Regions from separate parts of the Homo sapiens genome. Here region 2 is linked to region 1. The links are chromatin contacts, found by Hi-C in ENCODE. All regions are on one chromosome and are shown on one strand. The core of a region is the stretch at or near the end of the contact, and the rest is flanking DNA. Distances in the headings are between cores, read along the strand shown. Region 1 overlaps DENND6A (DENN domain containing 6A). Region 2 holds the start of DNASE1L3 (deoxyribonuclease 1L3).

Region 1 (2,700 bases), core at 166-2,665:
ACTGGGAGGCGGAGGTTGCAGTGAGCTGCGATCGTGCCACTGCACTCCAGCCTGGGTGACAGAGCAAAACTCCATCTCAAAAAAAAAAAAAAAAAAGAAAAAAGAAAAAAAAAATCTGTAGGTCATTCATAAGCCAAAAGTACTTAAAAATTTTTTTGATAATGACACATGCAGAGGCTATAAAACTAGATATAGGCTATCTAAACACCACAGAATTAACTTCTTAGCCTTGATGTATGCATGCGGGGGACTTTTCCTCTACCATCTTAGGTTCACTAACTGGGGCCTGTGAAATAAACAGACAACAGATTAACGAGAAAAGATTTAGTTCGAATGCATACAAAGGCTTCAGAGAAAAAAAGTAAAAACCCAAAGAGGTGGTTAAACTTGGGAGCTTAGATACCATTTTAACAAAAGAAACTAAAATGCAGACAAAGGAAAAAGGATTTGGACTTCTAGGGGTGGTAATCTGTGGGAAGGTAAACATATGGGTAAAACTAATGAAAGATAAGGGTTATTTTAGCAAGGCTTATTTATGCAGAATTAAGCTGGTACCATCTCCAGTGATAAAGAGTTTTCTCTGGTGATTCAGAATTTTCTCCTCTTCCTGGTATGGGAAAGGGAAGGGGTGACACCTTCACAAAAGGAAATGTATGTCCTGCTTTTAGGCATATAGGGGGAGGGTAAAGGGCTCTTTTTGCATCTGCTGTTTCTCAGTTGCCTTCAACTCAAAATAATTCTTAAGCCAAAGTGGTATATTTGGGGGTGGTATATTCTGATCCCCTTCATGCTCATATAGAGAAGTGAAAAAGAGAGAGGAGCCATGACAACCAGCTATGATCTGAAAGAGAAGAGCATCCAGCATAATTCACTGGGATTCCATGCAGAAAGTCAGTTCATTCTGCAATCCATACAACTCAGCTTACTCTGAGACCTGGAAATCTAACCCATCACAGTATATAAGAAGTGTATGTACAGATTTTATAAGAAAAATGTTAACTGAAATGAAGATACATTCCTACAAGACCTCTGCATCATTATTTCATAAATGGGTCAAAAACACCAAAATAATTCCAGGTCAGAAAAAACCCCTTACTGGGATCTCTAAAAGGCAGTATCTAATTTACCAAGATACCACTTTTCTTTCATATAGTTCACCAAAGCTGAGTTCCAAATGGATAGGAAAAAAATTCTGGAAGCATTTATACAGAAAGGAGAAAATGCTAAAAAAAATTTTGTTTAACTGTCAAATCTCTCAAATCAGATTAAATGAACTAACTAGCACAATATTAGAAGTAACCGGCCGGGTGTGGTGGCTCACGCCTGTAATCCCAGGACTTTGGGAGGCCGAGGTGGGCAGATCACGAGGTCAAGAGATCGAGACCATCCTGGCTAACATGGTGAAACCCCGTCTCTACTAAAAATACAAAAACAAAAAATTAGCCGGGACTGGTGGCAGGCGCCTGTGGTCCCAGCTACTCGGGAGGCTGAGGTGAGAGAATGGTGTGAACCCGGGAGGCGGAGCTTGCAGTGAGCTGAGATCGCGTCACTGCACTCCAGCCTGGGTGACAGAGCGAGACTCCATCTCAAAAAAAAAAAAAGGAAGTAACCACAAAAGGAAAGAAAACTAGACTGTCTCTGCTATAGGGTTATAACTGTGTGTGGCCTGAGAAGCTAAATGTTTTGGTCACTATAAGCCAAGAAAAGCTAGTTTGAAAGTGAAACACAAGAGGTAACCTGAAGGATGTCAACGATTAGGACCACACAAAAGGAAGAGCTTGAAAGAGACTAACAAAACCAAGCTCAACAATAAACAGACCCTTGTATGTTTTTTTCTATACACCAAGCACTACGCCAAGGCTTTACCTATATTAACCCATATAAACTACTGCACGTAACTTATGGCCTTGCTTCCTAACCAAATTTATCCTGGCTTTTTTTAGGTTCACTGCTTTTACAGAGTTCCTGGTAAGCTCCCAAATTCTGAACTGAAAGTAAACTACATACTATATAAACTATTTAATACATACTCCACGAATCCCAAATATACCAATGTCGCTGATTTTCAACCTCTTCACTATTTTAAGAGTTTATTGTTCCTTGATGGTTTACCTCATCACACCATAACAGTTATTTTAAGAGTTGAAGCTACTAAAATCAACGATGACATGACTAGGCATCATTAAAATAGGAATAAAAATCATTGATCTGTTTGCAATCTAATATGCTATTTCAATCAATTTTCATACATTAACAGTATAACCAGTATTCTTAGTATAAAATTAAACAGAAACACTGTATGAAAAACAGTTACCTGAATTTGAATCTGGAAAAGACAAATAGCAAATATTGGTTTTCTGAAAAAGAAAACAAAAGTGATGTATGCTGACACATACATAATCAATAAAAACAAACAGAAATATAACAGTAAACTATACAGAGCAGTATTTTTACTTACTTCTCTGTCAGTAAGTTTGGAATGCTGAGGATAAATTACCTGGAAGAAAAGAGTTAAATTTTGTTAAACATATTATAAACATTAGTTATAAACATATTATAGGCCAGGCACGGTGGCTCACGCTGGTAATCCCAGCACTTTGGGAGCCCAAGGCAGGCGGATCACTTGAGGTCAGGTGTTTAAGACCAACCTGGCCAACATGCCGAAACCCCGTCTCTACTAAAATTACAAAAATTAGCCAG
Region 2 (2,700 bases), core at 17-2,516, 540 kb after region 1:
AGCCAGTGCTACAGGTGGTATTTGGATGTGGTCGCCATTTTACTAGGGGAGCTGGTGGTTCAGGGAGGGGCAGGGCCTCCCAAGCTCACAAGTCTGGTAGGTGGAATCTGGACCCAGGGCTCCTGGCCCCCCTACCACACCATGGTGTCTCAGGTTTCCTAAGGTAATAAGTACCTTTCCAGAGTCCTGGGAAAGGGTTAAGTTGCCAGCATCAAAAATTAATTAACCTGTAGGATAAAGGGAGTCAATTGACTCCAGAGAAAGCAAGCAGTGTCCCCGGACATTGGGTATATCACCCAAGGAAAGCGTAAGCGAAAGTGGAAGGAGTGGGGAAGTAGAGGAGAGGGAGAGAGGAAGGAAGGAGGAGAAGAAGAAAGAAAGACAAAGAGAGGGAGGGATGATGAGGATGGGAGAGAGAAGGAAGGAAGGAAAAAAGTAAGGAAGGGAAAGGAAGAAAGAAACAAAGAAAAAGAGAAAGGAAGAAGAAAGAAAAGACAGAAAGAAGAAAGAAAAAGGAAGAAAGAAAAAGGAAGAAAGAAAAAGAAAGAAAGAAAGAGAGAAAGAAAGAAAAGAAAGAAAGAAGAAAAGGAAAGAGAGAGAAAGGAGCTGGGCTTTGCTGGTGAAAAGGAGTAGCTGTATAAGGTTACTTCATCTTTCTTTGTTCATCACCTCTACATGGGGAGTAATAGTCCCTCTTCATAAAGATTATGAAGTGAAACCATGTGCTTATAGTGCCTGATACAGGCATTCAATAAATAGCAATAAAAATCATAATGGCTAACCCTTATCTGGAACGTATAATGAGCCAGATACTACATTAAGAGCTTTCCATTTGCCAACTCCTGTAGTCCCCCCAGCAACCCTGGAGGGAACCATTGTTATCACCCCTGTTTTAAGATGACGGCAGGAGGTACAGAGAGTTGAAGTGGTTATTGTTCCAAGCCAGCTTCTACATTCCCCCTAAGGGCCAACTTTAAGTTCCTTGAGTCTCTTAAAGTCTGCAGACAGGAGAGAGGGTGTGAGGGGTGTCTGGGATCCTCCTCCCAGGAAAGGGGCTCACCTTCACAATGACATCCATGGCATTCTTGTCTTCCTGCTTGCTTTCCCCAAAGGACCTGACGTTGAAGGAGCAGATCCTCATGGCCAGGGCGCTGTGGATGGAGAGGAGGAGAAGCAGCAGTGGGGCCAGCTCCCGTGACATCCTGGCGCTGCTCTGGCTTCAAGACTCTGTGAGAAGACAGCAGTGCTTGGAGTGCTGGATTCTGGCCACTTCCGCAGGCTCCACTGACTTATAAAGCCTGCAGATAACAGGAATTACTGGATTTCTCCTTGCAACTTTCAGTTCTCTGAGGAACTGAAGATCATGGGTTTTAATCCCCAAGGAAATACAGATACATTGGGCTAGCCTTTAAGGAGCCCTTATGTTCGTCACCCTGGTGCAGAAATTGGCATGCCTCATTTAGGCGCCATCCTCCACAAAGTCACTCATATCCCAACCGGGAGCCAGCTCTGACATCTAGTCATCGGTCTTGCGGTTGCATGCCATGTGCCTTTTCCTGACAGTGGATGAACTCGGAAGTGGTCCACCCTAGAGGGCACCTGGGGTGACGGAACCTTCTGCTGGGGGACAATGAGGCAGGAGGCATGGGAAATTCTGCTCGGTTTTCTCTAAATCACTGGGATTTGGCGGCCTGCTGTCCTCAGACACACCCAGACTGTGACTCTAATTGCCCTGGTGGTGTAAAGTAAGGTCAAGAGTAGTTTGAATTACTTAATTTTTTTAGGCAGCTTTACCGTACAAATACTAGGAGTGTGTTGCCAGAGAAAGCAATTGGGGATCTGATGGAATGGATGAGGAAAATGTCCCTGGACTCTGCGAGCAAATAGCCCGTGAAACCCATGGAGAGACCCGTGATTGAAGCTGATATTAATTTAATATTGGCGAGAGTTGTGTGACCCTGGGAGAGAAAGGTCTTGTAAGAACTGTAGGATATCAACTCAAGCAAAATGACTTTTAGAGATATGGGCAGGAAACTATGAAGATCTGTAAAGCAAAAAAAAATTAAAAAAAAAAGCAAAATCCAATCAAGGTATATTAATGGACTTTGGCAAAGACAATTCTGTGAAAAGGGTAGGGAATAAGAATAACTCCAAGCCAGCATCGGGATCTGTGGACCAACCCCTCTTGTGGTGATGGGTCTGTGGCCACAGCCACAGGGAAAATTATACATATATCCCCAACATACATCCAGGCAGCATACTGGCCAAGCATGCCAGGAATTCTATAAGATAACCCCAAATAGTACATGGAAGGAAATGGTTTCCTGAGTTCGTGCTGCAATGAATCTCCCTGTTGTCTGCAACCTAAGACCTCAGGCCTGGTTGAATCTCTGGTAAAGGTGGCTCTGGGCCGGGCGCAGTGGCTCACTCCTGTAGCCCCAGCACTTTGGGAGGCTGAGGTGGGTGGATCACTTGAGGTCAGGAGTTCAAGGCCAGCCTGGCCAACATGGTGAAACCCTGTCTCTACTAAAAATACAAAAATTAGCCAGGCGTGGTGGTGGGCGCCTATAATCCCAGCTACTTGGGAGGCTGAGGCAGGAGAATGGCTTGAACTTGGGAGGCAGAGGCTGCAGTGAGCCAAGATTGCACCACTGCACTCCAGCCTGGGCAACAGAGTGAGATTCCATCTCAATAAAATAC

The links. A loop is a pair of places that touch in the nucleus more often than their neighbours do. Pooled maps may share reads with other maps.
Region 2: a map with no recorded cell type shows a loop between it and region 1 (2.9-fold over the local background). The contact joins the promoter of DNASE1L3 here to the enhancer-like site in region 1. A Hi-C loop is called at or near these places in 2 of 37 single-sample maps with no recorded cell type and 3 of 50 pooled maps.

What each region holds. Positions count from the first base shown.
Region 1 is chr3:57,669,942-57,672,641 of GRCh38, forward strand. DENND6A (DENN domain containing 6A) reads right to left here. Exons shown (of 20, transcript NM_152678.3): 2 at 2,459-2,497; 3 at 2,315-2,357. Among named protein-coding and RNA genes, the nearest start is that of DENND6A, 22 kb to the right of the region's middle. Within about 2 kb of position 1,416, at least 7 of the 41 ENCODE cell types and tissues checked have a DNase peak (open chromatin) inside an H3K27ac peak, as active enhancers do.
Region 2 is chr3:58,209,706-58,212,405 of GRCh38, forward strand. DNASE1L3 (deoxyribonuclease 1L3) reads right to left here and starts at 1,267. Exons shown (of 8, transcript NM_004944.4): 1 at 1,061-1,267. The coding sequence starts at 1,201.